2 separate regions of the Mus musculus genome follow, and region 2 is linked to region 1. Evidence: chromatin loops called from intact Hi-C (ENCODE). Cell type or tissue: left cerebral cortex. All regions are shown on one strand. Each heading gives the region's core, and the rest is flanking DNA. Links, peaks and the distances in the headings are about the cores only.

Evidence for each region. Hi-C counts contacts between places; a loop is a spot of excess contacts. Peaks named below come from ENCODE experiments on the same cell type or tissue, not always from the same donor. Only the 100,000 strongest peaks of a DNase experiment are listed, where the experiment ranks them.
Region 2: it touches region 1 in a loop (6-fold over the local background); 4 of 42 quality-filtered maps call a loop at or near these places.

Annotation. Positions count from the first base shown.
Region 1 is chr1:158,348,399-158,364,489 of GRCm38, reverse strand. It overlaps Brinp2 (bone morphogenic protein/retinoic acid inducible neural-specific 2), which reads left to right and starts at 8,230. Exons shown (of 8, transcript NM_207583.2): 1 at 8,230-8,973. Astn1 (astrotactin 1) reads right to left here and starts at 2,186. Exons shown (of 23, transcript NM_007495.4): 1 at 1,625-2,186. The coding sequence starts at 1,907. In left cerebral cortex, for the core only: CTCF peaks have their summits at 9,173 and 10,296; DNase peaks (open chromatin) are centred at 9,377, 9,530, 9,830, 10,573 and 3 more places; H3K4me3 peaks cover 3,049 bases; H3K27ac peaks cover 2,855 bases.
Region 2 is chr1:158,401,780-158,417,870 of GRCm38, reverse strand. The region is part of intron 1 of Astn1 (astrotactin 1); the gene reads right to left. Among named protein-coding and RNA genes, the nearest start is that of Astn1, 48 kb to the right of the region's middle. In left cerebral cortex, for the core only: a CTCF peak has its summit at 6,564; DNase peaks (open chromatin) are centred at 6,538, 8,882, 9,528 and 11,644; H3K27ac peaks cover 3,854 bases.

The DNA of each region.
Region 1 (16,091 bases), core at 2,720-10,719:
TATGCACAGTAAATACTGCCTGCAGAACCCCAAACAGCCTCCTTAGAAACATATAATTCTCCACATTCATTCTTCCGAAGCATGGAGAACAGATTAGATTTGCACACCAGCATGACTTCAACAGAACTTTATATCCACGCAACAAATTGTATGCTGCAATGAGTAGCGTAGCCACTGTTCCTATTGCTAGCCAGCCCCCTGTCTTTATTATGTTATTGGTATTTTTCCTGCAAAAATAAATAAATAAATCAAATAATCCATTCAAGTGTGTAGGTTGGCTTCACAGGGTTTAACTGAGTTACACTCCAGAAACTGTAAATGAACTTTTCATAGAACCAGGCAATTTTTAAAATTACTTCTCCATTGTGGCTCAGAGAGGAGGGTTTAGTCACCTACTCTCTCTGCTCTCTGTATAAAGGTGAATCTTTGTAAAAGAAGAGCAGGGGGGGAAACGCTCTAATTTCACCTGTAGTTTCAACCTACACATGGCCAGTAGGGAGTCATGTTCCTACAAAGTGATTCTGAGTTTGTAGGACATTAAGTAAATGTGATAGTATTCTCTCTCTCTCTCTCTCTCTCTCTCTCTCTCTCTCTCTCTCTCTGAGTTATGGTTACCTTTAACCCTTCTCCTGGACAACATTGGAATATGTGAAGCATAGTGTAAGACTTCGTAATTGTACTCCGAAGAAATGGAGTGCACAGTTGGAGCAGGCAGGATGGAGAAGTAGAGAAATGTGGCACCTGTGATGCTTTGCAAGATGCTGCTAATGAAAGCAAGAAAAGTGGTGTCAAAGGGATATAAGATGCAGGGCCTGAAGGAATTTTGAGGCCTAAGAAAATTAGGAGAAAGAGCGATGTCAACAAAAGGAAAGAGAAGCCATTCTGTGTGCAGTTATAGCTAGGGTAGTTTGGAGGACAGAGGGGAGCAATAGTGATCATTAGGTCACCCAGTTTGGACCATTTCCTTTGGAGACACTTTAAAATGTCATGGAGATGTGAGGGCACTCGAACAAAGAGGTTGTTGGATTTAGTCATGAAGGTACAACTTCCTAAGCTAAACTCCAGGCACATAAGAAATTTGTTTGGAAGGAAGGGTATTTGAGCCCTAAGGAGTGGGGAGCAGTCCTAGTAGTGAAGTATGTCCACGCTGGCAGGATGACCACAGAACTGTTCCTAAAGCCTTGGGGATGGCTGTGGGTGAGTTTGGGTGCCCAAGGATGTGAAGCAAAGAACTACTAAGCATGTGGCATGCAAGCAAGGAGAGAGGCCTATGAGAGTTCAGATGGAAACTGACTCTGTTCAGATGTGTTCCTGAGTGAAAACTCGCAGCTCAAGACTGAGGAAGGTTTCAGAGACACTAGCAACCTGTTCCTTTGGGGCAAGGCAACTAAGAAGGAAGGTTCAGGTCTCCAGACTGGATTTGGGGAGACATCAGGTGCACTGAGGCCCAAGTGCTGGCCTGCAAGTGGGTGTGAAGAAAGGTCCACGAGTGGGGCGGATCCAGGGAGGTAGTGTGGGGGAGGGGAAGTGGCAACAGCAAGTGGATGTGTGGAACGGGCCAAGGGGGTGGGGGACCGCCTGTCCAGCGCCTCCTCTGGCCTCTTCCACCTTTCCCGGGACTCACCCAGCACGAAATAGGGTAGCTCCGTGTTCTCTAGGTCGTCCACCACGACCATTTCTCCCGGGAAGTCATTGCGCACGGAGAAGAGAAGCTTGGGTTCGGAGGCCGAGGGACTGTGCATGATGCTCAGGTCGTTCTCGCGCAGGAAGGGCAGTGCCGACACAGTGATGCTCTTGAGCTTGCACTCCAGCTCCTTGGATGGATCCACGTCGCCGGCAGCTGTGGCCAGCACCGCAGCCGGCCCCCAGCAGCAGGCGAACAGGGCGCAGAGCCCGGCTAAAGCCATCTTGAGCCCTGGCCGCCTTCCTCCCAGCGCTGCGATGGTGGGGGAGGCAGCCAGCAGGGAGGGAGCAGCGAGCAAGCAAGGGAGGCGGGGGGGGGGGGGGGGAGTTGGGGAGGGGACACGGAGCTCGAGAGCCCTGGTCCCCGAAATGAGATGCTACTCAGAGAGCCTTAGGTTCCAGCGCTGAGGTCTGGAGAGCCCAGCTCTTTGTTTCCCGGAGCTGCTTATCTGGGGAAAGGAAAGGGGGGTTGGGGGGGAGAGAAAAAGGAAAGGAAGGATGTTGGGAGGAAAGAGGAAGAGAGCTGGGGATTCTAGGGAATCAGGTCAGCCCCCAGCTGGTTGATGATGCTCCTGCCTCTCTCCTCCTCTCCATCCCCAGGGCTCTTGGTTATTAACTACCTGCTCTGCATTTTTAAAATTGCGTCTTTGTAATGCAAAAATCTCTCCTGTCGCAGCAGCATCCAAATGGCTTGGGAAAAGGCATGCACTGGCACACACCTTAAAGGGCTCATCTTCAAAAGCAGGTGTAGGGGGTTGGGGGTGTTATTTTACATTTTAAAAAGAGTGCCCAGTGTTTTGGGGGTTTGTGGGTGTGGCTTATTCTTCTTGTTCTTCTTGTTCTTGTTCTTTTTCTTCTCGTTCTTGTTGTTGTTGTTTTTCTTCTTCTTCTTCTTCTTCTTCTTCTTCTTCTTCTTCTTCTTCTTCTTCTTCTTCTTCTTCTTCTTCTTCTTCTTCTTCTTCCCCTTCCTCCTCCTCCTCCTCCTCCTCCAAGTCCTTCCCCCCCTCCTATTCCTCCTTCTTCTTCTCCTCCCCCTCCTCCTCTTCATTCTCTTTAAAAAAATCAACTTCTTAGTTGGATTGGATTTGTCTGTTGGATTAAGGTGTTGAGATAAATGCACACGTATATATTTTGAACCAATATGGATTCTGCAGAATGATTAAAGATAATATTTGCAATATTGATATAAATACAGCAATGAAAAAATGATGAACAACAAAAGAAGGAAGTCGATGTAACTCATACTGTTAAGCAATGTAGAACTTTCACTTACAACTTATGCCTCATTTTATCTCTGTCACAAATGCTATGTACAATAAGCAATAAAAAGATGATGGGAGTGCTATGATTGACAGGGAAAGCAGACTTAGCTCAAAGAAACCATAAGCATTTAATTCTAGAAAATTCAGTAAACAGAACAGAGTAGAAAGTATATGTGAAAACTCAAGTTTCTCATTAGCCAAAGTCCATGGGGAAGTAATAAAAGAACATTGCTGGTTGTGTTGAAGGTCAATTCAAACTCTGTCAAGAAAGAAACAGCATACTTAGCCCCTTTACTTACTAAGTATTCTTAGGAACAACACTACCACCACCCAAAGTTTATAGAAGTTCTGCTTCAGCTAGTGCTGCTGCTGTTGTCCTTATGTGCTGGATGCCATAGACCATATAAGAAAAGCAACATTTGGGGAATGCTGGGATCTGATATTTGGCTGAACTTCAACATGATAAGCAATGACTTAATTCTAAAGTATCCTCTTCCAACATGGCTGTTCAGTGTTTAAATACCAGCAGGAAGATGGGTTCAGTCCCTATGCAGACATGGAAATCACCACCTTCTCAAATAGGACCCCAGCTTTGAAACAGTTGCTGTTCTGACCTACCTGACGTGACCTATTGACAAACGCAGATGTGTGTCCTTTAAGAGATAAAGCTATGTGCCATACATTTCACAAGATTAATCTAATTGAATAGCTCAATCTAGTTGAGCCAGCCATGTTTAAGGTCACATTTAAGGAATGAAAGAAAAAGGGGAAAAATGGATAAAAAGAAAAAAACAACAACAACAACTGGTGAACTGATGTAAGTTTTGTTTCAAAATGACATATCTGAAAATTAATGCATATGTATATTATCATGTTTTCCTTGCAAACTACTGACAAAAGGATACATTAACTAATGACCTTCCCATCCATCTTCACTGCTCCCTTAACAGCAAACAAATGTTTGCTTCTTATAATATTGGAAATGACATGACTAGTAGTTACCTCAAAGCACATACTACCTTCATCAGATGAACATTTGCAGGACTTTTGATGTGTGTTTTTCTTCATGAAAATATCATGGGTGATTTAAGAAAACCCAGCCAAGTTTCTTGATTTTCATGTGATTGGACATAAAGACCAAGGACATAAAGCCAAAGGACATAAAGTCTCCATGAAACCTTCTCCTCTTCTCCTTTTCTCTAGAAAAGCATGGCACATAGAGAGGCAATGTGATTTGCCATGGGATAAAGGGAAGCCAGGAAACAGAAGTGTCTCTGAAGTGTGAGAAATGGGGTGCAACTGTCAGATTATCCGTCTCATAGCAGATTGGCTTGATTAACAAATGAAGAAACCAAAGTCAAGAAAATAGCGAGAGGCTTGATGAGCTCAATGTACGAAGACTCTGTGTCACTGAAAGCACAAACAATATTTCTGAAATGATGCCAACTCATTCATCTGACACTCCATTTCTCATGGGCATCCATCAGAGCACGGGCAGAAGGAATAGTCCTCCTATTTCTGAATGCTACGTAGCCTACAATAATTTTTAAATCATTCTAATTTTGAAAAGTGCTGTGTTAGAAAGCACAAGTGTAGCAGTGGAGGGTTGGGGAAAGCAGTGGCTTTCCCCAAATCACTGTGGAGTCTTCTTAAAATGTCACATCTGAGAGTGTTAGATATTGACATCTTGAACTTCTATATGATGTCAGTTTCCACAGAAGAGTTTAACAATCAAGGCTATGGGAACAAAACGACAATATATTTTGCCAAGGCTCATGGTTTCCCTACACAGGATGTAACATCATATCTGCTACTTTTCAGGAATTAAATATCTAGAGATGAGGATAGAAATTGCAGCTCACAGAAACCAGAGAGTATCTCCTGGGTCATGCTTTCCTCTTAAGTGAGATGACGAGATTCAGGTGAGTCTCAGTCACCTCTTATGTGTAGCAGTGATGTGCTGTAGCAAAGCCACATATGTGGGTCAAAGCTTGGCCTCACACTCTCCTTTGGAGGAGAACTTGAACTGTGCCCATCTTTAGTTTCTCATGAAGAGAATAAGCTCAATTATCTCTATCCATATCCCATTCTATAAATAGTATACATGCAAGTGTTTATATTATTTAAAATATACTATTTAACTATAAACTTACTAAGTATATTAAATATAAAATAATTTTAATATAAACTTATTTAAAATAAAGCATGTTATTTAAAAATACCAAGTTTTGTAAGGTGTAAGCCTGACTTCTTCTCTGAGGTTCACTGTTTTATATTTAAATGTCAGTGGCTTCTTTTTATGACTCTTAATACCTTTGGATTGCTTTCTTCATAAGCCAACTCTATACCCAAGAGCTCAGGTACCAGAATTCTGTGGTTTGAAAATTTAAAATGTTCATTTCTTACACTTATTCCCCTAGGTTGATTGCTCACTGTCAAGTATTTCATTCCCTGATCACTAACTCCCCAAACTATGTGTTCACACACATACACACCAATGAAGATGAGGCTGTTTCCCATCCTCACTCCTAGGCCCTTCTCGTCACAGTGCTCTTCATTCCTTAGGTTATCCAAACTACTCAGATAAACCTCCAGCCTCATCTTGGAAATGAGAAATTGCATCACTTCCCGTTCTCATCATTCCATTCCATTCACCGAATACGTACATGCATGCAAACGCATATGCACATTCAGTTCAGACACTGAAAACAGTGTCTTGCATTAAATGTTTTTATTTGTAGAATTTAAACAACAATAATACTAATACATAAATAATAACAATGTATAACTTGCTTGGAGTTCATGAGAAGGAAATGAGATTGCACAAAAAGATCTCACACATTCAGACATTTAGTTGTTGCTCAGTGACAATAACCCTCTCCACTGTCTTGTTACATGACATAACTGTTTCAGACGGAAGTGGACTTTTGAAACATTGCCACAAGAATTCATATACTGTTGGTCTAAAAAGTAAATGTAGTGATTTATATTCCTTGACTTTTATATTCATTTAGAAGAAAAGATAGTATGTGTGCAGCAACAGTTAAAGGGTGGGACTAACTCAGATGATCATCAGCTTCTTGTGGCCAAGACATTAGTGAGTGGAAGAAATAAGGTGTAGAGCACTGTATCCTCCTAATATTCTATATTTTCACGGTTTAAGAGAGAGTGAAATTCTTTGGGAGTGGGTATTTGCATAGTAGTCCTCTTTGGGCTGTTATTAGATTTACTAAGAAAGAATCAATGTTTGCTTCTTGTAATGTTGGAAATGAAGTGAATAGTAGTTACCTCAAAGTACCTTCATCAGATGAACATTTGTAGGTTTTTTTAGTGTGTGATTTTCTTCATTAAAATATCATGGGTGATTTAAGAAAACACAGCCAAGTTTCTTGATTTTCATCAAGATTTTGATTGGCTGTCCCTTCTTGAGAAATCCTGGCACTTTCCTTCTTTCCATTGACAGAAGTTACACCTGTCCTACCATTCATCCATTCCCTCACTCCCTCAAGTTATTTCACAGGAAGACCTCCAAAGCGTTCTTACGTGGGTTAGGTTCAGTGGGCCTCTGTCTCTAGGAATCTCAGGAACAACTGGCTCCACAGTCAGGAGCAGTTAAACTCTCAGTAGTTTATTTAGATATTTTATCTTAGTTGAAGATCTGGGGACTCCACAGGACCGCCATTCTCTGGCATGTTTTATAGCCAGACTCCTGCAGAGTGTAGAAGGAATAACTTGGGTGAGATGCAGAGTAGAAAACAAGTAGAGATCAGATATGATGGAAATGGGTGGGGGTTTGTAGATAAGAAGCAGTTTCTAGACTTCCTCACTCTTTCAGAGCATCTGGCTAAAGGGGCACTTTATACCTAACCCCAGATATATCCTTCCTCTGTGTACATCTAACCTCTGCCCTCTGTTTTGTCTACTTCTTTCCAAAACAATCTCCGATGTTGCTCTCAACTCAAGGAAACTAAATGGAGACACTTGTCTCCCTCTCTGCCTATTCTCCTCTATATAGGCCTTCATCATGTGACTCACTGGGAATTCCCCCACATCCCTTGCCACTTTCAACTTATCTTTCTTCAACAACGGCTCTTTCCAAAATTTAGTGTAGTTCGCCAGTTAGTAGGATGCATTTCAGCCTCACACATTTATTAGAACATCAAAAACATATCGTTCACATCCATTCAATTAAAGTTAATATCTTTATTCCTCCTTCTTTCCTTCTTTCCCTCCTTTTCTCCCTCCCTTACCCACTGCCCGGACTTCCCTTTCACAGGCTCAGCAGACAGCACCTGCTTCTCAGAAACAAGGCTTGTCCTGTTCTCCTTTCTCTAGTCTTCCTTTAAAAAATGCGAGTCCCTCTTCCTGACAGCCACTGGAGTGAAAGGAGACACACAGAAGGAAACCATCACAGGCAAAACAATTCTCTTTCTTTTTGGACGCAGGCCATTTCAGAGGTCTCCCCAGAATCCCCAAGTTCTCCTCTTTGCTGTTGTCCCTACAGGTCTGGTGTGGGGCGTGAGGTGTCTCAATTTAGCTGTTCAGCGATTCTCTGCCTGGTCATCTTACCACAGAGCTCCTGTGGTCTTTTGCCTCCCTCTTTACCCCCTCCCTCCCCCCCCCCCGCCCCCGGCCCCGGGGTGTGTGTGTGTGTGTGTGTGTGTGTGTGTGTGAGAGAGAGAGAGAGAGAGAGAGAGAGAGAGAGAGAGAGAGAGAGAGAGCTATTTCTCACTTGGGGGCTCACTTCTAATTAAGTAATTCAGGAGGTTTAAAAAGCACAGAACAACTAAATGAAACCTCAAATTAGAAGGAAAATGGCTCAAATGGGTCCCCATCTCTGGGAGTTCTGGTTAAGCAAGCAAACAAAATGGGCTGGGACGAATGAATATTGTAACTCAGAAGACCAAAGCAAATGTAATTAGTTCCCAGTCTACTTCTTGTTCCTCAGCCTCTGACACGCTCCAATCTCACTCCCAACGCCACACGCAGCCGCGAATTTATCCAATTCTTCCTTATCCTTACTGCGGGGAGGGGGAAAAAGTCGCTGCTGCAAAAAGCTGGGAGGGTTAACAGAGCTGGTACCCCAGCCTGCCAGCTAGCCAAAGGAGATTGCCGGTAGGCCTCAGAACCCGCCTCCTGCCAGGCTTCACAGCCAATGGGAGCCTGTGGTGAGTATGGCGCAGGGTCCTATTGGCTGCCAACCTACGTGCATAAGAAAGAACGAGAGAGGCAGGCAGGGCAGCATTGTTATCTTAAGACACTCATCCGGTGTCTGAGTCTGCAGGTGACACTGGTTAGGTACGGACCGGGAAGCCGGAGTGGGGACGCGCCGGGCTGCAGCTCCAGGATGGAATCCGCCTGCCTGCCGCGCGGCTCGCGGCTCAACCCGCAGCGCCTCCGCTGAGCTCGACGGGTTCCGGAGGACTTGGAAATGCACCTGCCGCGCGCTCCGAGGACACCAGCAGGTCCTCAGGCAGCCGAAGGAGCCCAGACGCCTGAGGAACGATTTCTGTCCATGTACAAGGCACAGATTTCGGATGACAGGGCGGGTGAGTCTCTTTAGAGTTGGAAAAAAAAGAAGGCAAGATCTTGGGTTTCACCTCGGTCGAGGGACAGGGGACTTCTCAGTTGGCTTCCCACTTTCCTCACCTCTCCCACGCCGCGTGCGACCCAGCCTAGTGCTGATCCCACTTCACAGATGCTGTGGGTGCCTGGGATGCTCGCTGCTCCACGGCAAGGCAGCAGGCAAGTGGTCTAAAAGCTGCCGCCGCGGCGGCGGCGGCGACAGCAAAGCCCAGAGCAGGAGAATTTGAAAAGAGACATCCGTTCCCTCTCACAAGCTGAGGGGGTGGCATTTCATATTTCCCCAAAGGAGAAAGAGCCACAAGAAATCATGAAGTAAAAACTTTGGAAGGCTGCCACTGGAGATGTTGCACAAAAATCAGGCGTCTTTTGGGAGTCTCCTCGCAGTCCTTGGTGGTTTGGGGAGCAGCTGATACAGCAAGAAGGACTCTTACAAGGATTCAAGGTAATCGTGCAGGGGTCTGTACCCCTGGGTTTTCTGTATCACCTTTCGTTGTGATTTTCATGAGTCCTCATTCAACCTTCTTGTCTGGTGCCTGGCAATTGCAAGCAAAAGGAATAACTCCCATTCCACCCCGTAGTTTCTGTCAGGTGGAGCTTAGCAGTGGACTTTGGGTTTGAGCTGACTCTGGAATCGCCTCCTGGTGTCGCATGGCTGTCACAGAGCTTGGGCACTCTGCCTGACCTATATTGGTTTTTTTTTTTTTTTTTCTTTTTTTGCCTGGTTTAAGTCCTTAAAGTTAGTGCAACTCCCATTAGCTTTCGAAAATTCATTCGGGCTCCATAATTGCAGAGGATGACAAGGACTTTTGCTTGCCTAGCTGATGCCGGACAGAACTGCACGAGGTTCACTGTGTTTGGGGAGGACCCTAAAGACCTGGTATTCTTTTGTGCAATATAGCTGTATTCACATGGTCATTAAAGCCCTGTGGCATGCTTTAGAGGCCAGTCTATTTCTTCTATGAACATGTAATGAGGGACAAAAATAATTCCTAGGAGTGAATCCCATAGTCTCCTTTGGGTGGTATAACAGAAACCCCAATCGACTGAGTCAATCCTGGTAGTACACTGGAGACACTACAGGGAGAATATTGCTGTGCTGAAGGGAAGGGTCTGTTGAGACTATCTATCAGAGTGTTTTCCCTGTTCATACACAGCTGTGTGTGTGTGTGTGTGTGTGTGTGTGTGTGTGTGTGTGTGTGTGTGTGTGTGTGTGTGTGTGTTCACAGCTGTATGAAGGAAGCTGGCTGCTCACAGAAACACTAAGCATCTCTGCCTAGCCCCTGCTCGGGCCATGATGCCTGGGGTGTCGCTACCCAGTAGGAGGATGAACTTGTACACTGCTGTTCTAGCCCAGAGGAGTTCTCTCTTCACCAAGCAGTCTTTCTTCACGGTACATATTTATCCAGGGTATATAGACTTAAGCCAAATATTAACTAACAATCAACTGGATGCACTGTAATGTGATTGAACAGACCTTTCTGTAAAGAACCATATGTATGCTTTCCCTGTCCTGGGAGCAGGTTGCCCTGAGTAGGAACAAATGTGCTAAGAGAATATCAATTATGAAATAAAATCCGGACCGTATCCAACAGGGCCAGTGATATGTTAGCATAGGCCAATAAGAAGAATTAAACATATACACTGTGAGTTAAGTATTTCTCCCCAGGTCTTCTCTAGACAAGTGTATGTTGATTCCTTTGCTTTCCTCGCCCCCCTGGCCAGGCTCTTGGAAGATATGCAATGCCTGTATTAACCAGGAAGCTATAGGATTCTACTAAATCCCCTGGGGGGCAGTCTGATGACATCAGGAAACAGCTAGAGTGATGCTGAAGTCTATGTGTTTTCCCTCTTGATTTTGCACAGTTGTATGCCTGGTTTTTGTTTGTTTGTTTGTTTGTTTATGACATGGCCCTCATGAGTTCCTTCTCACCTGGAATGAGTTGCTATGTAGCACTGAGAGCATGACCAAGCAATGCTGCCACAGTGATCTATCTTACCAGTACCATAGCTGCTACCCACTCTGGGAAAAGATGCATGCTCTGCTTCTGTGAGGAAAGAAGAATTTGGAAAGATGCCGAGCAAGGAGACTGTGTTTGAGAGCAAGCGTCAGACCAGAATCTTGGCTGCTGGAAAACAGCTGGTTTTAAGGGGTTTGACAGCTGGGCTGCAGCCATGGGGAAGCCAGAAGCATTCTTGACTCTTACTTCTTTCGCCTTACAAAAAAATGGAGTTGTCTTTCCTTTCCCAGAATGGAGTGGTATGTGTTCAGTGTGGAAACAAGAAAAGTCAGAGGAGGTAAACGCTGGGGAGGACAGAAGGGCCCGATTCTTCTTGTGTTGGCCTGGTTTGGGGAATGGGAAACATCTCTTCCTGGACCTCAAGATCCCCTTCAGAGTGTTCCTCTCTGGCCTCCTGACAGGTTGTTTACTGAGCAAAGCCAGAGGGCACAGAACGTCCCTGCTCCCTGCGTCATCAACTCCTCCTGATCCTCTTCCCCAAGGTACAGGCTTGCACCTGGGAGCACCACCTTAGACCTATCCCTCAGGGAGGGTGCTCCAAAATCCCTCTCCACTCACAAACAAGAGGTAATCTGAAGGGACTGGAGATAATGTGTGGGCACTTTGCACTGGCTGGAATGTTCAGTGTTCAGGTTCCTAGCTAGTGTTTAAGCGAGCACTGTGTGGTATTACTTCTGGAGAGCCATTCTTTCTTCTTATTAAATAATAAGTCCTTGCATATATTTTGAAGAGCTCCTTTCCCAAAGAGCTGGGAGCATTTACAGAAGTCCTCTACATAATTCTCAGATGGCTTATAGTCTCCTTTGTCTTTGGTTATCCTAAGATGTAGAGCGTGAAAGACTTCAGTCTTCTTCTTGGAAAGGGGAGTGCAGAGAACCCCAGAAGAAGATCTGTCTTACACAGGACACACAGCAGTAGGAAAACTCATGGAATGGAGGCCTGGGTCTTACTGCTTCCTAATTAACCTCAGTCCCCTGGGCTCCTTCTAAGGCATAGTTCCATCTCAGTGTTTGCGATCTGACTTGGTTGCTTTATACGTTACAAAGCAAGGAGGCTGTGATGTGATTTGGGGGGTCCTCCTCTGGCAGTACATCAAGGCACAGAGGGATAAAAAAAACCTTAGGAAACTTTAACCCCATGATTTTGTAGTCTACTTGGGAAAATAGGCCTATGTCCAGGCAAAGGTAAATGATGATGTATTCTCAACAGAAGTTCAATACAAGAGAAGTCAAAAGGCTGACCCTATTAATCAGCCATTGATCTGTACTAATAATAAGAGCTATCAGTATTTCACGAAGGGAGAATTAGAATGGAGCCATGAGAGTTAGAGTGGAATATTTTGGGTAGGCAGAGCAGGGCTAACGGGCTCTAGTTGATCAAGTCCCTCACTGGAACACAGGCACAGGGAGAAGCTGAAACCAGCATGGTCTGCATGGGCCTTTGGGGCCACCTCTCTTGCAACCTGGAAATCCTATGTATCTGTGTTCATTGTATTAAACATGTACGGCCTAGCGGAAGTTGATCTAGGATCCTGACAGGGCTCTGAAATACTGGGCATATTGCTAGACATTGGAAATGTTACCTGGCCTTCCATCCACTCTCAGGTCTAAGCCACATACAATGGGAAAAGCTTTACTCAAGGTCAGAGAGCCTATCAACTTTATATCAAAAAAAAAATTTGAATGACGATGTTGGGGAAGGCAGGCAAATTTCAAGAGAACACAAGAAAAGACTTCTCATATTTTAGAATCAGAATCCTTTAAGAGAGAGCTTTGATTTTCCCCCATTTCCTATTTCTCCACCCAAATGTTCCTCTTGGGGTTTACTTGGAACCGGCAAAATGCCAAAGCCCTTAGGCATTTAGCATTGAGCAGAAGATTTCCAATCTTAAGATTCTTGAGCATGCCCATGTACATAACCTCTTGTCTCCTCTTCTCTTTCCCTTTTAATAAAACATATGCTGTTGCAGTCACAAAGGAGGAGACCACAAAAAAAGACAGGAGGGGGTGGGGAGTGGTACTGCCCGCAGCTGTACCACGGGGTTCTGTGATTGTTCAGCAGAGCAAAGAAGGGAGAGGCATGGTGTCAGCCTGGGTAGAACCAAGGGGAGTCTAAGGGCTGCTGCTGTCTCACAGGAGAAGGCTGCAGCCAGTTACACACACACACACACACACACACACACACACACACACACACACTTGTTCTAGGAGTTGGTCTGAAGCATCACTCAGGCTGCACGCCACTGTGTGAATGGCTCCATCCTTACAATAGGGAACGCTCCCTTTGGACATGAGAAGAGAATGACTTGCCACAGTCCCCTCCCTAACTTCTCTGAGATCTGGAGGGAGTTCCCTGGGAGCGCAGACTCTCTGTGTATTTGGTCCAAGAGTACAGTCTCAAACCAGCTCTTAAGAGACATTAGCTCTCTCTTGAAGATCCTACCTTAATCCTACCTGTCACCCTTGTTTCTACTAGCACCCTTATGCTAATGGCCAGTAGCTGGGCTGTGCATAGGACTTCTTCTCTCTTTACTTTTCAGAAATGTACACTGCCATGTTCAGGGTTGAGCCAGAGTCCTGGGCCCATGATGTGTTGTTCATAATTTTGGAGGAAATCCTGCTCTGTTTGGGAAGGAAGTGTCAGAAGGCTAAATTATGATGGCTGCAGTGGGCTAGACTTCTCTAACCTACTGGTGCAGGTTGGTCCTCTTTAAATTATCACTCTGATATGCAGAGGAAAGTATGAATACCATCATCATATTCTGCCATCTTCAGTGGCTGGTCCTGTCCCATCATTTGTTTTTCTCAAACTCAGTTGCAATGCTAAAATACCTGGGGTGCTGGATTGGGTAAAATTAGGAGCCACTGCAGGCAAAAATCCACCCAAGAACTCCACAGGTAGCTCAGGGGCTCTTGAAATGCATGCCAGGATTGTAAAATTGAAAAGATTTACTTTTTCAAAAGCCATATAAGAGCCAGGCAGTGGTAGCGCACACCTTTAATCCCAGCACTTGGGAGGCAGAGGCAGGCAGATTTCTGAGTTCGAGGCCAGCCTGGTCTACAGAGTGAGTTCCAGGACAGCCAGGGCTACATAGAGAAACCCTGTCTCGAAAAAACAAACAAACAAACAAACAAAGAATTATAAGAAACTGGGTATGTGGCTCTGTTGACATGTTCCTTGCCTAACATGCCTCAAGCCCTGGATTTTGTCTCTAGCACCACATAAACCAAGCCTGGTGACACACACTTGTTAATCCTAGTACTTAGGAGGTAGAGGCAGGAAGATCAGAAGTTCAAGGTTATTCTCAACTGTATAGAGAATGGGAGGCCTGCATGGGATATAAGAGACTCTGTTTCTAAGAACACCCCCCACCCACCCACACACACACACAAACAAAATCAATGTAAAAATATCACTATTTTACACTGATTTTAGATTTAAATGATGTAATATTTCAGATATGCTGGGTTAAAAAAAATCCAGTTTTTTTGTTCATTTCTTTTAGTTTTTAATATAGGGACCAGAAGTTAGATTTCCATCGGTGGCAGACAGTGTATTTCTTTTAAACCGCGCTAGCCAGGCCCTGCAGAGCAGTAGCAGGTTAATGGGGGAGAAAGGGCAGAGCTTGAGACAGGAGGAGCCTGAGACATAAAAAGAAAGAGAACATGGAAGGAGAGGTCAAGAGCGGCCCAGAGGGAGCCTCTGGGCATGGGTTTCTGAAATTTAAAAGCAAGAAACACAAATAGCCTACATGGCCTATATTTATTTGAGGAGGGACCTAGCTAACTGTGACTCAGCCCACTGGAAGCTTTTCTAAAGCAATATAGCCCTCAGCTCACATGCCCAGAGTGAGTTGGTGAGAGGCCTTTTGGTTTAGTCTGGTTTTTTTGTTTTTTTTTTTGTTTGTTTGTTTTTTAAAGGGGTAGGGAGTGTAATAGTAAAAATAACTAAGTGAATGATCTTCAGGTTCTCTCTCCAAAAAACGAGGACATACTTGTCTGTACTTAATCTTAATCTTCGAAGTCCCTCCTGTGCCCTCTCTGCCATCATGTGACCTCCCCTTTCCTGACTTTTTCGTTTTTTCAAAACAGACATGTTTTAGTGTGGCAGGGAGACAGAAGAGCTACCACTGTATTTTTCAAGATTATTTACCAAACTATCCATTGCAACGGAAAGACGTGAGGATCACATTTTATTTGTTAATTACAGGTTGAAAGGCTACCACCCCTCCATCATAACTATGCTGGTACTGTTAGTCACCGAGAGAAGGGTTGGACATGCCTAGAACTTCTCTCATGTTTGCTTAGCCCTTCTATCATTTGCAAAAATATTCTTCCAAGCTGTATTGCACTTGATTCACACATCACCCCCAGGGAGCAGTTATTATCTCCTTCCCATGTTTTCCATGATCTCTCTTCAGATTACCTTTATGATTATATTTTCTAACCCTTCTGTTTCTATGGTCTTTATTCAGTCTTGCTTGTAGTTTTAAAATATGAATTATGTGAAGGAGGCATTATTATCTCTCAAGCCCCCTCTCAGCACCTACAAACCTCTCTCTTAGGGTGTTGTTCTTAATGTAAAGATAGAGCAGAGTACCAAATATAGCTTCAGTTCATTGAAGACACTCAACAAATGTCATGCCCACTTCCTGCTGAAGATCTCTAGTTTGATACACGGACAGTTTTGGTATCCCAAACTAAGCTTGTAGTCATTTCGTTCCTCAGATACCTGCTTCAGCAAATGACACAATCAGATCTCCAGGGACTGAAGAAATGTGAAGCTGGACTTAATGGAACACATATGTCACCCTGGCACTGGGGGGGGGGGGGGGGGGGGTGTGCACAGGGTCAATGAAAATTCAAGGCAAACCTCTTCTACACAGTGAGCTCCAGGCCAACCAAAGTTAGCAAGACTCTGCTTCAGCAGAACAAACAAACAAACAACAAAAACTTCATTGAGTAAGAGAGATTTGGAGACTTGAGGACCTGGGTTCAAATCCCCAGCACCCATGTGAAAAACAAACAGCTTAAAACACCCAAAATAGTTGCATGTGTCTGTAAATGCAGTATTGGGGGAATGGAGACAAGCAGATCTGGGGGGGGGGGCTCACAAGACAGGCAGGCAGCCCATCTGAAATGATAAGCTTCCGGTTGAGTGAGAGACCCTATCTTAAGGCAATAAGGCTGAGAGCAGTGCAGAAAGATACTCGACATCCCGCTCTGGCCTCTGCATGTGAATACACGGGCCTGCATAGCTGCACACTCACAAGTATGCAGAGGAAACAAACAGGTGAATTATATTGGCCTCTCACTTTCACACCGATTCCCCTCCCCCATTCTCTCCATCCCCCCCCTTCCCCCCCTCCTCCCCGGCAATAAATCAGCAACCCTGCAAAGGTGTGCCTCTGGTGACCCTTGGAAGGGAAACCTTGCACTCCTGGTCGCACCTCCTGCCACTCTCTGAAGTCAGACTCATCCCTTTTTGCCTGGACCTTCCTGCATTTGTTCTCCCTGTTTCTTGCCTCCAGGGCTAAACCAGG
Region 2 (16,091 bases), core at 4,797-12,796, 51 kb before region 1:
ACACACACACACACACACACACACACACACACACCCTACCTGAAGGGACAAACAACACTCTGCATCAACTGCATGAATGCCCTAGGATGGAACTGTTAAAATCCAGCTCTTGGCAATGTAACATCTATAAAATTAAGTGTTGAAGAAGAAACACAGACATGAGATGAGATTTCAAGACATACTCTCTGACTAGAAATTGCTAAAAACTAGAATGCTGATTGGAACCAAGAGAGCATAGGATACACTCCTCTCAGCCCTCATCTGTGGAACCAGGTGTGAGCATGCCTTAGCCGGGAGAAGGTAGGCGGGGACGATCTCGCCTGGGTCTTCGCTCTCATAATAGTGTGAGATTGTTTCTGCTGAGTTATTGCTCTGAGGAGAATGTGTGTCTTTCTTTTTTGTAATACATTAGAATAGAGAGTCCAGCTAAGTTGGAGGCCTTTCTTCTCTTACACTGCTAAATATTTGCTTCTTCTTTCTCCCACTTATTGTTTGCTCTCCCATTTAAATTCTTTTTTAACTTATTATTTTTTTTTACTAAGAAATCACTGGTATTTGATCCTTTCTCACTAAAATATATTTTTTGAGAACTCAGACATAGTGTGTGTGTGTATAATATATATATATGTATATATATATATATATACATATATATATATAGTATATATATAATAGGAATTATTTGACTAAGTCAGAATTTTTATCACTTTGGTCCAAAGGCCACAAAAAGACTTGGAGATAGATGACAACCTACTTGGATTTCTTTAAAAGAAATTATAGAGATAAAAGATAAAAGTTAGAATGGCAACCTAAGTGTAAATATAAACGTACATAATATTTCAGTTACCAGAAATGCATCTTAGGACCTATATATCACTGAATATATAGTTTGACATTGTCTTCATTAGGGTTTTACTGCTGTGAATAGACACCATGATCAAGGAAACGCTTATCAAGACAACATTTAATTGTGGGTAGCTTACAGGTTCAGAGGTTCAGTACATTATTATCAAGGCAGGAGCATTGAAGTGTCCAAACAGGCATGGTACAAGAGGAGGCGAGGGTTTTACATCTTCATCTGAAGGCTGATAGGAGAAGACTGGCTCCCACCTGGTTAGAAGGAGGGTCTCAGTGCCCAACGCCACAATGAACACTTCCTCCCACAAGGCCACACCTACTTCAACAATACTGCACTCCCTTGGCCAAGCATATTCAAACCACCACAGATATAAATGTCCTAAGAGTATATGATATAGCATTAGCCCTAATTATAAGACAATCATATATTATGTGTGTGTCCCAACAATGAAAACCTACATTATTCAATGATAGTCTAAAATACATATCAATCCACATATCCTTAGAAATTCTTGAAGATATTTTTACATTAAAGAGAGAGGCAAATATGTATGTATGGCTCGTCATACATACAGCATGCAGTATAACTTCATAGCTTTTCACTTAATCTTCTCAGTGACCCACAAGACAGATTTATCAGCTCCATTTTCCAAGTAAGACAACCAACACTCAGAGAGATTGCCCAAGCTCCTCCAGGCACACATTAGTAAATAGTAGAGACAGATTCGGGATCCAGGATCCTCCAAACTCACAGACCAGGATCTCCCATGTTCTGTTTTGAAGAATACAAAAAAAAGTGAAAAAGGTCTGATTCTAGGATATCTCTAATAGGAGATCAGCAGACCAAGAAATAAGGTACTGTCTTGCCTTTAATTATGAAATAGACGTGATTTAAAGAAAAGATTGCCCTGAAAGCCTGGTTGAGTTTGTGAGAGGTGAGATCGATTGAGCAAAGTGAAATTCTGTGTAGCCCTCTTATAACTCATAAAAACACTGGTTTCTATAAATGCTGGCTCTTTGGGGACATGGATGGGGTGTTTTATTCAAAAGTTCTCTAGCAAGAAGACTTGGTGGTAGAGAAAGAAATGTATTAAGCTTCTCTTTTTGCCTGGAACTTGATGTCATTATCTAATGGATTCTCCCATCACCCCTGCAGTTATGATATCAAAATAGAGAAACTGAGTCTTGGGAAGTGAGAATTTTGCTTGACATTACTAAGTGATGGGGCCAATGCTTAAATCTAGATTTGTCTTGGAGTCTAGGCACATGCATTAGTTACCTTTGTATGATTGCAACACAAATGACTTGGAAGGAACAGCTATTTATTTGGGCTCAGAACTTAGAGGAGACCATACATCAGGGTAGGAAGAAAACAAAAACAAAAACAAAACAAACAAACAAACAAACAACAACAACAACAACAAAAACCCAGATGATCCGGGAAGAAATCGGGGCATGATATGGCCACAAAGGGCATGCCTCTAAGAGCTACTTCCTCCAGCTAGGTCCCATTGTCTACATTTACCATATTCCAATAAAGCCATCATGTTATGAATACATAAAGGATCAGAGTTCTCATAACCTAGTTATCTCTGGGGACACCCTCACATCACATCCAAATGCGCGTTTCATGGATCTTCAAGGAATTCACTTTTATTTTCTCTTTGAGAATCCAGGCTGGCCTTGAACTCAGTATATAGTTCTGGACTGTCTCTAGTCTCTGATCTTTCTGTCAACCTCCTAAATTCTGTGATTACAGACAAGAGCAACCTTGTCTAGTTGATGCAGTGTTGAAGAATCAAAGCCTAGGCTTTGTACATGATAGATGTGTATTCTACACACTGAGCTATATCCTCAGGCCTCTTAGGCATTTCTTGGTGTAATCAAGTTGACCTTCAAGATTAAGCATCATGGTATATCTATCACGAGTGTATAATCTCAAGCCCTCGTCCTAATTTTGAAACACTTGGACAACTGCTAGACACAGAAAGGACTCTGTAGCATCTGCTTTGTGTAAGATATAGATTGGATCTCTCCTATGACCATAGAGGATGCAGATGTCTTGAAGGGATAATGATCATACGTATCAGACAGTCTACAGGGGATCAGAAGCTCTCAGAAGGAATAGGAGCTGGCCATTTGGAGAGGTTGGAAGCAATGGAATTGTAGAATCCTTTGTAAAGTTCTAATGCTCTAGCTGGCCTTTGACATACTCCTTCCCCATCCTCCCACATACAGATCCCTTCCACTCCTGCCCCCAAATGATCAGACAGCCTCCTTCTCTGGATGTCAAGAAACCTGACCCCCCTCCCCCCACATCTGCAATTCATCTTTGGGGAATGCTATACTATTTTGGTAGAAGCCACCTTTAAAGAAAATTGCTCTGGTAGCCATTGGGTCACTTAGGTGTTTGCGTACTCTGCAGTAATTGCTTTATTTCAGCAGAAAAAAAAAGTACTTGTTACCATGTTTTTGCAGCTGACAGTGGCTTTTGTGGAAAGAATCCACCTCATCAAAGAATGAAGGGCTATATCAATGCCACACATACCAGGTGTTTCAGGACTGCTCTCTCCAACCCACCATGTCTCCTCCAAGCACCTGGCTGAGACCAGAGTATTAATCAGGGAGGAGGTGTCCATGAGGTCACTGCATCCTAGTCCTGTTGAATAGGGCCGTACTACCTAGGATAGCAGCTAGGATAGCACAAAACAGACAGGGACAAGTTCAAAGGCAGATGTGGGTAATGAGGTCTGATGGGGGAGACAATTTCAAATAAAGCTTCCTGTTCCCAGTCAATAGTGCCACGATGAGTGGATTTTGCTGCCTCCAAAACAACTATCCTTTTTTTTTTTCTTTTTCTTTTCACATCCCTAAAGCCCCAGGTTTAAGAGTTTAGTTTTGGAAGGGAGAAGCATGCAGTGCAGACATCCCCCAATTCTAATAAGATGGCCATGCTACCTTTTATCTGTATGGTTCACGCAGCTTAGACAGTCCCAGGGCAGCCAACAATCCTTTTCTTTTTCCCTTCTTTGAGTCAGTCTGTTACCATGCCCAGTGCTCTTCTCATTATTTCTTTTCCACATCATCACCTGCTCCTCCCTCTGCAATGACCTTTATCCCCCATGACTGGTTGTGAAGATTCTCTTTTATTTTGTCTGCAAGACCGTCTTTGCAGCCCTAACTTTCACGAGCCGACCGATTCTTTTCTAACCCTGAACAAAGTACTCCATGAAAAGACATGCTAGCATGTGCAGAGTGGACCTGCATGAGGTCAGCAATCCTGCTGACTCTCCAGCCCTCTATGCAAGAGCTCAGCATCTTGCTTGAAAACGGCCTCAGTATCTCGAGGAGCCCAGTTTGGGAGCAGCATGAAAGTAGTCAACTCGCCATGGAAGACAGTAACTCATAACCACTGTGCCTACCCCAACCCAAACCAGAGACATCTCAGGTGGTTGCCAGCTTCCACATTGCTCCCCAGTAGCAAAAAAATAACACATATATTAAGAAATCCAAGGATATGTGATTCACGTCTTCTAGCAACTGGAAATAGACAACTGGATGGCGCGTATTGCTGTCTACATCTGGGAGCTGTTTGTTCCACATGGACACCATAAGTGACAAGAGATATGGAGAAAGTGCCATTCAGTGCTGTCATCCCATTGGCCTCACCCTTGCTCTTTTCACGCTTTGCTGCCATCTGGCTTCCTTTGGATACTCAAGGGCTGGAACCACCATTGTCTTGGTCTTCAAATTTTTCCGACTCCTCTTTCTAGGATAGCTATGGGTTTAAACACTCTGTTCTCACTACAAGATGCTCATGCACTGGCTTCGCTGATTCTAGATCTTGAGTTGTACAGAGATTAGTAGTCCTTGGACCTCTCCATCTTTAAGTTTGTGCCACAAGGTTCATCAATAGTAGAGCACACGCACTGGAAAAACAGATTATATAGATAAGCCCTACCTAACCCCAATAAACAATCAGCCTCCCACTAAGAGAGATCAACTGCTCACTAAAGAATGTAAGTCTATAAATACAGACCAGGTAAAACATGACTCACAGGAAGATGTACAAAATATGTAAGTTGGAGCAATTATGGTTTACAAAGAAAATAGTAATAACAGCAGTGAATTGTTATTTCTAGCAATAACATTAACCTAGGGAGATGTGAATAGACTTAAGAGATATCTACATGGTATATTGATAATCATAAGATAGATTTTAATAAAGTACTCTTGACTTCCTACAACAAGACATACATTTCTACGTAGTAGAATATGAACTTCATTAACCAGAGAAAGGAAAACTGGTCAGATAAATGATTGCCACACAGGGGAAACAATTTTAAAGATCAATGTAAAGAAATGATGGCTGGGAGGAACAAAAACACCTCTGTCCATCAGAGCCACATACATTCAAGTCACACATGACAGCAGACAGAATATCATGTGCTGACATGTGCATGCTCTGGAGTCAGGCTGCCTGGGTTGTCTTCACGCTGCAACTAATTACCAGTTGGCTTGGTGTGAGTAAATTATTTAGCTTTTTGGGCTTCTGTTTTCTTGCATATTAAACAAGGATAATAATAACACCTATAGTAGAACTAATGAATTTTTTGGAAAGGAATAATGAAAACAGAGAACCTAGTTACCATAGTCCCTAGTGCATAATAATTTCTTAATAGATAGATGTTTTAAATTCTTTATTTTTACTATCAAAGCCAAAAGTGTGTGTGTGTATGTGTGTGTATGAAAGAGAGAGATTTAGTTAAACATTTGTTTTAAAAGTATAGTGGTCTCATATGCACTTATTGGAAATAATCAAATAACAAAATATATGTATCTTTTATCCAGTTTCCTTTCTCTATCTTGTAATACTATAGTCCAGTATAACAACTAAGATTAGACACCACTAAATACATTCATTTTATTTCTCTCTCTCTCTCTCTCTGTGTGTGTGTGTGTGTGTGTGTGTGTGTGTGTGTGTGTGTGTGTGTGTGTGAGAGAGAGAGAGAGAGAGAGAGAGAGAGAGAGAGAGAGGGGGGGGTGGATTTGTCTAAGTATGATCCTGATCAATATACACAACACTTTCATTACCACAAAGATATAATATTTTAAAATGAATTTTAAGGTCAAGATTTGGGAGCCAACAGTCCAAATACCAGTTTTGCCTTCTTTTACTACTTGATGTATTTTACTATTGATACACAGGAATTTTCTAGACCCACCTTTCCCTCTTCCTGTGAGTATATTTCAAAGGCACAGTAAAGCATCAGAAGAAGCAAAGCCAGCCAGAGTGGGAGAGGCAACGGGTTAGGAGTCAGGGGCAGAGACAGAGTGGGAGAGGCAAAGGGTCAGGAGTCAGGGGCAGAGGCAGAGTGGGAGAGGCAAAGGGTCAGGAGTCAGGGGCAGAGACAGAGTAAGAGAGGCAAAGGGTCAGGAGTCAGGGGCAGAGACAGAGTAGGAGAGGCAAAGGGTCAGGAGTCAGGGGCAGAGACAGGGTGGGAGATGCAATGGGTTAGGAGTCGGACAGAAGAGTGAGAGTAGGAAGAAAGCAAGGAAGAGAAAATAAAGGAGAGTGGGGAGAATGGGGGAGAGCCAACTGCTCCTCTACCCTCAGCCCCAGGGAGGCACTTGGCAGAGAAATGGTTCTAAATTGCCTCTACCTCATCTAACATTTCCACAGGCAATTCTGCGACTTGGCTGCAAGCACAGACTCCCCCAAGAGGTAGAAAACTAGGTCCTCAAACCCTGTTCACTAGAAAAGGCCCAGAGGAGAGAATGCATGAGCAATTCTACTGTTGCAATATTTAAATCCAGGTTTTATTTAAATACGTTTCATGATGATGAAGATAATATGAATTAATAAGATACACTTGGCAAATTTGCAAGAGTACAGAGAAGAAGTAACAGTATTTTATAATGCCACCACCACAGGTAACTTCTTTCAGAGTTCCCAAACACAATAACCTATTTCTTCTTCTATGCAGTTATTTCCATGTGGTTTTTAATCTACAAAGCTTGTACCCTACTACACAGAGAGTGTAGCTTTGATTTCCCCTTATTATTTTACTACACGTCCCTTATATTTTAGTAGGGTAAACTGGGTGTTTGAAGAATATTCCCAAAAACCTTCTAGAGAACTAGGTAGAGTTGCAGTTGCCTGCTAATGGGTCTCAAAATCTAGGATTCCAGACATTTTTTTATAAGACGTGAAGTGTAGAACAATGGAGTTCCCCTCTTTCTGATAGGGCTTCACCTTGCTTGGGGCTGCACTGCCAACCCCAGGATGAGTTGTAAGACAAGTGCATATCCACCATTAACTTGCTAACTCTGTAACCCCATAACATCACAGGCAAAATGAGACTGCAAGGATGGTCATTGTTAACAAGATCACCTTGATTGCTGTAGTTAAAACGTGCTAGGATGCATTGTTTTACGCAGATAAAAGCAAGAGTTTCAGGGAGGACCTCTTTTCACTTTTTTTTTTGTTCACTTTTGTGAGCAAAAATGGCACTGGACACTCAGCCCTGTATACACGCAGGTATCTGGCACACATCTGTGCGTGCCTCTCCTGTCTGCATATCTTCCTTTCTTGTCTTCAATTGCCCCTACCTTCACTTTCAGGCAATCTCTTGAGCTACTCTGATAGCTTTCTACCTTAGTAACCTTCCCAATTCCTTACTCTTATGTCATCACCAGAAAACAATTCTACATCCCCAATGCAACCCTCTTCTGCAGCCATCTATTAAAATCTACGAAGTGCTGGTCATTGGGATGAACTCTTGAGATACAGGAGGGGATGAGGTAGACATAAGCTCTCAGCTAATGAAAACGATACTCTAGTGGTAACATATAATAAATAATAACCACACCCATGCCAACTCCTTCTTCAGACATCTTTGAACATCTCCCACCTCCACATAAAGTCCAAATTGCTTAGCATGGCATCAAGATTCTTCCAAAATAAATGCCTGTAGTAGCCCTTCTGGACCATTACCATTCCTCAGGCTGCTCCATAATACCCCACATCCCAGCATTGGTGCCAGCAATTCCCTTAGTCTGTTCCCTCCTTCCATGTATACCCACTAAAATGCTCATCATTCTTTGAAATCCTACCTAAATATTACTTCTGTTACAGTTTTTCTCTCCTGAAAAACATGAAGATGCATCAAAAAGAATAACCTCCTCTCTGTATCCTTACAACATGTTTATTTAACTTAACAATCATTCTGTTTTGTATTCCACTTATCTGTATATCTCTGCCCTTTCTTATATATACAGTAATTCCTAAGATTCTTGATAATAGAATTTGTGCTTTATGTTTATATCTACCATAGTTCAATGTAGCTGTAGGGTGAATGAATGAATGAATGAATGAATGAGTGAGTGAATGGAAGGATATCTTTACCAGTACTTCTTAGTAGTGAGGTTGGTTGTGGTATTGACAATCTGAGTATTTAGTGCATCTAAGTAATAAAAATAGACTTTGTAAAAGTGTTCAATTGGTTTCAACGATTTTCTTCTTTAAGGATGATGGGTGTCATTTTTCAATTATCACCAATTAATATGCATGGAGAAAGAGTTTATGGATGACTGGCATTGATCCTAGGGGGCTCTGTGAAACATTTTAGGGGTGGGCCTTGCTCTACAATGCTCTGAGTGAAGTAATTTATCTTTACATTCTTGGTGCCAGGATGCAAATCGCTGCATCCTTAGGAGCATGATGGAAGCAGACTGTTCCCAGAAGGCGGGTCCTGAATTTAAAAAGGTCATTTCATGGAAAAGCAGATGAATGGTGTGAATTTTTAGGGAGGGAGTATTCTAGTCCCCAAAGAGAAATCTTTTAAAAAAATAATTAACTACAGGCTATCTTTAAAAATCAGTCCTGACCACTCTCTGGTACCCATAGCACCATGTTAAGATTTGGCCCCAAAGCAGGCCCATTAAAGCTTGGCAAGAGATATCTGTCCACAAACCTGAAATCAACTAAACATAACACCATTGAAGCAGAGCCTTCAAGAGCTGGGGGCAAAGACTGCAGAGAGAGCCAAGAGGGTTGGAAAGAGGAAACCACAAACATATCAGGAACAAAATGCATATTTGGCTATTTCTTCAGCTTGGTAGATGCTATGCCCACAAGAACTCCTCTCTTTTTGTACTCTACACCTGGAGAACTCATACTCATCCTTTTTGTAGTACTTGAATGCCATCGTTCCTGGGAAGGCTTCCTAAGACCCTGAGAAAGTAAGCTACACCCTCTTCTATGTTCATGAAGCACTGCATAAATCCACTCTGGTGACATCTTAGGGTTCCTTGCTCCTTTTTCTGTGGTTATATCACCAAACCTCACAGCAGACAGACTGTCCTGAGTGCCAAGGGTTGTCATGTGCACTCCCGAATCCTCTGACACTGTCCCTTGCTGATGCCTGGTAGATATGAAATAAATGACCAGAATCCATGGTTAATGTCAAGGGAGAAAAACAGCAGTTGTTAGTGAATTTGCAGATTAGTCCTTAATTCTATGTGTATCTTTTTAATGCTAATAATCCAGGAAACTGAACTTCTCCTGTAACATTTTCTGGTTCAGCAGCACTAACTCCAGAGTGGGCTGTCACAGCCTTGTAGGCTGCAAGTCGGTTGCCATGGTAACAAGGTTCTGGATGGAGGCTCTGGCTAAAGAGCCCTTCTCAACTCAAAAGAAGCTGCAGAAATTCTAAGGATATTTTGGTTCCTCCTCCTTCTTTCTTTCTTTCCTCCCCAACCACTCTTCCTTTCCAGCAACTTGAAAGTTGAAATGAGCTAAGTCTCAGAAGCCAGCTCTCTTGGAACTCCATATCACGCCTGCAATGGATTTGCCCATACAGAGCAGCATAGGTTTGTTTCTGGACTGTGTTTAATGCCTCTCTGTTTCTTTCTTCTCCCTTTCTCTTCTTGCCATTTGTTTTGTTTTGTTTTGTTTTGTTTTGTTTTGTTTTGTTCTTGCTGGTATCATTACTCTTTCTTCTCTTTGCTTCATCCTCACCATTGCACAGAACTGTCCCAAGTATATCTGCTGATGGACATACTTCTTATTTTTCTTGACACTGCCAGGAAATGCACTCACAAAAGCACCTGAAGGAAAGGAAGTTTATTCTGGCTCACAGTTTTGTCCATCCTGGCAAGGATACCATGGCAGTAGGGATGTGAGGTAGCTACCCTGTGTCTACATTCAGAAACCAGGAAGAGATGAATTCTGGCACTCACTTGATTTTCTCTTTGTCATCTGGGCCAGGACTGCAGTCCATGGAATGGTCCCATCAACATGAATGATGAGTCTTCCCACCATACTCAATGTAGTGTAAAAAATCCCTAACAGGTATGCTTAGAACTTTGTCTCCTAACTGATTCTTATTCCTTTAAAATCGACAGTCCATATTGACCATCACAGCATCCTCCCTCTCCTTGATCACTGTATGTAGGCAAAGGCATCCACTTAGTCCTACAAAATCAGGGCATGGAACAAGACAGGTTTGGGAAGAAGATGGCAAACACCCCTTATACTTTCACATGAAAGATAGGTGTCCTGTTAGATACTCTCCCAGAGGGTCTGTTTCAGAGCCTGACAGAGAACGCAGGCAAGAGCCCCTTCCTCATTCTCAGCGACGATATTTTGCTGGTGGTTATCGGCTCCACTCTGCACAAGCAGCAGCAGCATCCTAGGACAGGTGGGGAACAGAGCTCTCGTGTATCACACTAGATCATCCCTAAGAGATGTGCTTGTTAAGTGACTGATGTCTCATTCAAACACAAATTGTCCCCATTTTTATAGAAGCCCAAGTTGTGTGTGTTTTCACTTTATAATAGTGTGAAGACAATATGTATTCAACGGGAATGATACTTCAGATTTTGAACTCTCATTTCTCCCTAGGCTGGTGATAGATGATACAATACTCTCCTGTGATGTTGTTACAGCAGCGAACCACAGCTGTCACTCAGCCCGGAGATTACAAGGGAAAACAGGAGATTCTCCCTCCCCATATGAAAAGGGACTATGTATTGTATCGCTAGTCTATACTGTTCCGATAGATGTATTCAATGCGTCTTCAAATTATGATACTTCCAACTTAGGATGGATTTATCAGGACCTAAGTCCATCATAATTCAAGGAGCACCCATATTTAAATGCCAAGCTGCAACAATATTCCTCTGGAAGCGTCCTGCCACTTCCCTGGCAAGCTTTCACATAAAAACACTATAAAATTTTAAAGTGAGGAGCTTCATGGAGAAGCCCCACTGATTGTGGGGACCCCTGCCTACCATATCACCACTAATGGCTTTCTCCTGACCTCAGGCGTCCCAAGAGGGTTCTCTTGATCTCGATTCACACAAAGCTAAACTTCCAGGGCAAAACCTGACAGAAACTCACTTCCACAATCAAACTGAAAAGCCCTTCCTGAGGCTAGTTCCCCAGAGTTATTTAATTCTCCCAGCTTCTGCGTTTCTTTTTCCTTCTCTTAAATAAGCTTATTCTTTTGATGCAATATTCATGACTCCCAGACACAAGGAGAGCCCTCCATTGCAGAAAGACGGCACTTTTCTTCTGTAATGAGTTTGCACCCTTCCTATCTCACTCAAGCAGCCTGTCTCTGTCTTTCTGACTAAGCTGATGTTTACCTCAGCTTTTCTACTAGCTGCTGGAATCTACAGGAAAAAAAAAACCCAGGGGACACATTCAGTCATAAGAAAGAGGGTGCCCACCAAATGACAACACTCGGGCTGCATCTTGTGGAGACATTCCTGAGCACGTGGTCCTTTTTTCTGGCAGGATTCTTCAACAAGGTTTCTCCCACCCACCCACCCCACCCCTTCAGAACTGAGCTCAGCTCCTCCAACTTCACAGTCTCCCCCACCCAACTCCCAATTGTCCCTGAGCCTGTGACTTAGCCTGGGTGCTGATGAGACTTGGAAACGGACCCTTCCCCACAGTGTGGAGTATTTTCGGCTCATGCAAATCAGGATATGAATTAAATGCTCCACCAGTCGGGTCTGGTTTTGTTTAATCTGCTGCTGCGTTAACTGCTGTTTTCTTGTTATAGACATCATGGGAAGCACATGTGCACTCTGTGATGACAATGAAAGAGTTCGAATTTTTAAAAACCTCAGAGGTAGTGCCACCAAAACCCAGCATCCTATAAGGGCAGACAGGCCTTGCTGACTGCTTCCTGGGAATGATGCAGTGTAAAGGGATAAGAAAGCCTTGCTCCTCCTATCAGCTCTGTGACCTTGAACAAGTGACACACAGATTCCATTTTCTGACTCAAAAGGGAAAATGGATGGACATGCCCAGAGCAACTTTAAGGTACACACACACACACACACACACACACACACACACAGCAAACAAAGACAACAAAAACCTCATTTCATGGGAAAGAAGTGGTACTTAAAACTAGACAGTCCTAGGATTGAGTTTACTTAAACAACAAAAAAACAAACAAAAAGGTTTGGTGGCCCATATTTGGTGGGCCATCCTAGCCCTCAGAAGTAAGATGCAAGAAGATTGTGAGCTCAAGGCTAGCCTTAGCTACCTAGTGAAATTCTATTTTAAAAAAAAGTCAAAACAAACCTTAGAACAAAAGCTGTGTGTTGATGATTGTATGTTGATGAGGAAGCTACAATCCTAAAGCCTGAGGTTTCTCCATTTAAATGAAGGGCAGAGATAACACCTATGTGTCCCCTTTGTAGCTTTTGATGTTTAGTATAAGCATTAGGGGATGTAGCATCCTAGTACACTAAAGGGGTGATCCCTGAAGGTCACTTTCTACCACCTCTCTCTTCTCTTCTTCTGAGCTCCCTTGGGCTCCCACACTGAGTGAGGGACTTGCTGATGACAGACCTCCATGCTGAGAATACATCATGTTCCTCTCCAGCATCTTAGATTTATTTGTAGTGCAGCAGGATAGCAGATTAGCCAGGAACAGAGGTTCCCAGGACCAAGCGCCTGAGCTGAGGAAGCACTGATGGCAACTGAGCAGGCAGCACAAAAAAAAGGCAAAGGAAAGAAAAGCCCTCCTGACTCACTTAGTGTAAACCTGGCAGCTTCATCTCTTGGCTCTGGCAGAATGCATAAACACCGACAGGAGAGTGCTGTGGCTACCTGGAGCACTTTGGGGTTATGGGGTTAAAAGAGAGATCAATGGGAATCCTACTGTTAGTTGCCAAATCCCATTCTCCTCTTGCCAAAGTGGTTTAAAAATGAAACACAACAAGATAAGAATGAAGATAAACCCTGTGCTACCAAGGGACCCAGTAAGTTAACATGGATGGCCAGAGATGGGTACTGATGAGAGACATGAGTCACAAGTGACACAAGCCACATCTCTTCTGTTCTTCAAGAGGTTGAATGTGATGATGGCACCTGCAAAAAAGCCCAGAGAGTAGAACTACCTTTGCTTCTTGTCAACCTGATGAGCTGCACTACCTGGGGACCATGGGGCTCAACAGCGACAATTCAAACGACATATTTGATTGCTGCTGAGATGTGGCAGCAGGGCAGAATCTGAACTTGCAAGGTCGAAGGTGTCTGATGAGAGACATCACGAAGGAGTAAATTCGCCACCTCTCCCATTCTCTTTCTTCTCCCAACCAACATCACTCCCCAGCAACAAAATCAGCTCAGAGCCTGGAACTAATACCCATTCTGGTGGCCCACCTCCTGTCACTGCCCGAGTTTTTACATCAGGCCATTCTACTCTCCTTACCTCACAGTGGACAGCGCTCTGTCCAGACATTACCTAACTCATCAGACTACTGCCTTCCCGAAAGGGAAGTGACGGGAACCATCCACCCTATTTCAAAGAACTGGTGGCAGAAATGTTCAGGATCCAAAAGGTCTCTTCAACTGCTTGCAATAAATTATGGAAAAGACAGAGAGGAAAGAACCCTTGAGATAGTGAGCTAGTGTGCTGCCCCTTCGGCAACCCTCAAACCTTTTCTCTCTAGGGATTACTCTGACTAAAGTACCAGGCCAGGGCATCTCTCCACTCTCCAATGAATGCCTGGCACAACTGCTTCTGCCTCTCTCACTGTCACCACAGGCAGCTGAGCTTAACCAAGGTGTCACATGCTGGTCAGGAGTGAAGAAACACATTCTTTCATGAGGGTTCAGGGAAGGAGCCAAGGATACCAGTGCATGTTGCCTAAAATGCATGCATTGCCAGTGGTCCCATAGAATGCTGCCTCCCCCGCCCCCGTGCATGGCACACTGGCCTTCCATCTATCAGCAGGGAATATGGATGATACTAGCACACAAAGCATTTGAAGGTGTTTATTGAAAAACACTAGAGAGGGAGGGCTGAGAGGATCCCCTGGTCAAGATGGTGCCTGCTCTGAAAGCTGAGGACTGAGTTAGGTCCCCAGTGTTCATGTAAGAGGTCAAGGGGTCAAGGTCAATGGCACAGCCTTGCAATCTCAGTGCTAGGGAGGTAAAGACATAAATAACCCTAGCACAGTGGCTAAGCAGCTAGTCTAGCCTAATTAGTGAGCTCCAGACCAATATAAGAAACCCCACCTCAAAGGAAATGGATGGTGTTTCTGAAGCAAATCTGAAGATTTGTATATGGTCTCCATATGCACACACACAAACACATACACTGACACACACTGTCACACATGCACGTACACATAAAAGAAAGGAAAATATCTCATCTAAGAATAGTAATTAACATGGAACATTATGATGATCCTGGTTTTAATTATTTATTACATGTATTTATTCAACTTGTGGGTATGTATGCTCTGTGCATGTTCAGACCAGAGGCATGTATGCATGTATATAGGTATCTGCATGCCATGGCATACATTTGGAAGTTAGAGGATTGATTACAGCAGTCAGTTCTCTTCTTCTAATCACGTGGTTCCCAGGAAATGAACTCAGGTCATGAATACAGGTCAGGTCAGGCATAGCAGCAAGCACTTTAACCACTGAGCCATCTTACTGGACTCTGTGATTATTTGTTTAAATTGTCTACTTGACACAATCTGTAATCACCGGGGAAAGTATTTTTTGATGAGAGATTGTGTAAATTACAGGCTGGCCTGTGAGCAAGTCTATGGGAGGGTTATCTTGATTGTGTTAACTGAGATGGGAAGACATGCCAACTGTGGGTAGCGCCATTCCCTAGGGCTTTCAAACTGTAGAAGTGTGGAGGGAGTGCTAACTTGTATGTCTTAATTCATTGTTTTCTGCTCTTGACTTGGCACTTCAAGCTCTGATTTCCTCGAAATGATGAGCTATAACCTCTAATTGTTAGTCAAACAAAGCCTTCCTCAACTAGGTTGCTTTTATCAGGGCATTTTATCACTGTAATGGAAAACAAAACTAAGAAATATTTTTCTCTCGCTGATGACAATTAAAGCCTAAGAACTGCCTAGCATCTTTTATAATTTATTTTCTTAAAGAAAAAAAAATGTGACCTTCATCAGAGCCTATGGAGATGACAATGTAGGTATGTTTTATTTCCTCTTTGTACAGAGTGGAGAGGCAACCAAGTCTCCAAAGCACACAAGCTTAACTGAAGGACCCAAAGATGGATAATAAAACATTTTGGCTACCCCAGCCTCCCCATCTAGTCCTAGTGATCCTCAGAGGCACACAGGCATCCTCCTCCTTTGTATTTCGGTTCTTAAGAGAAGACATCCTCTACAGGCTGCAGCTGAGACTTCACCCTGCATCTTCCCCACCCTGGCTTTGTGAACTGATTACATCTTGGCCACGGGCACAGCAAAGAATTGGCAGGTCCAAGCCTTTGGGAGGTCGTAGGATCGAGTGAGCTAACCTCAGGCAGGAAGCAGAATTCAGTGGCTCACCAGCAAAGCGAGGAAAGGAAACAGAATTAAACACCAGAATGCTAAGTCTATTTCCATCTTGCCTAGGAGGGGCAGGTCTGTTGTGTAAAAGGTTTGATTTAAGGACATTTAATCTTGTTCTCCGACAGAGTGGTTTGCGAGGATGCCTTTCAGGGGTACATCTGAATATCGATCAAATGGCTTTAGGAGCTGCTGCCCCACTGAGGCCTTGTCTCTTCCTACCATGGGGATCAAGGTTCTCCTTCTAAGAAACCCTAAGTACAAAATCAGCATTCTATCCATGCTAAAGGAAAACACTGAACTTGAACGATTAGTCTCCTTTGCCCAAACATTGGACATGTTAATATTTTTATTTCACGTCATCCTTACAAGAAGCATTTGGGAAG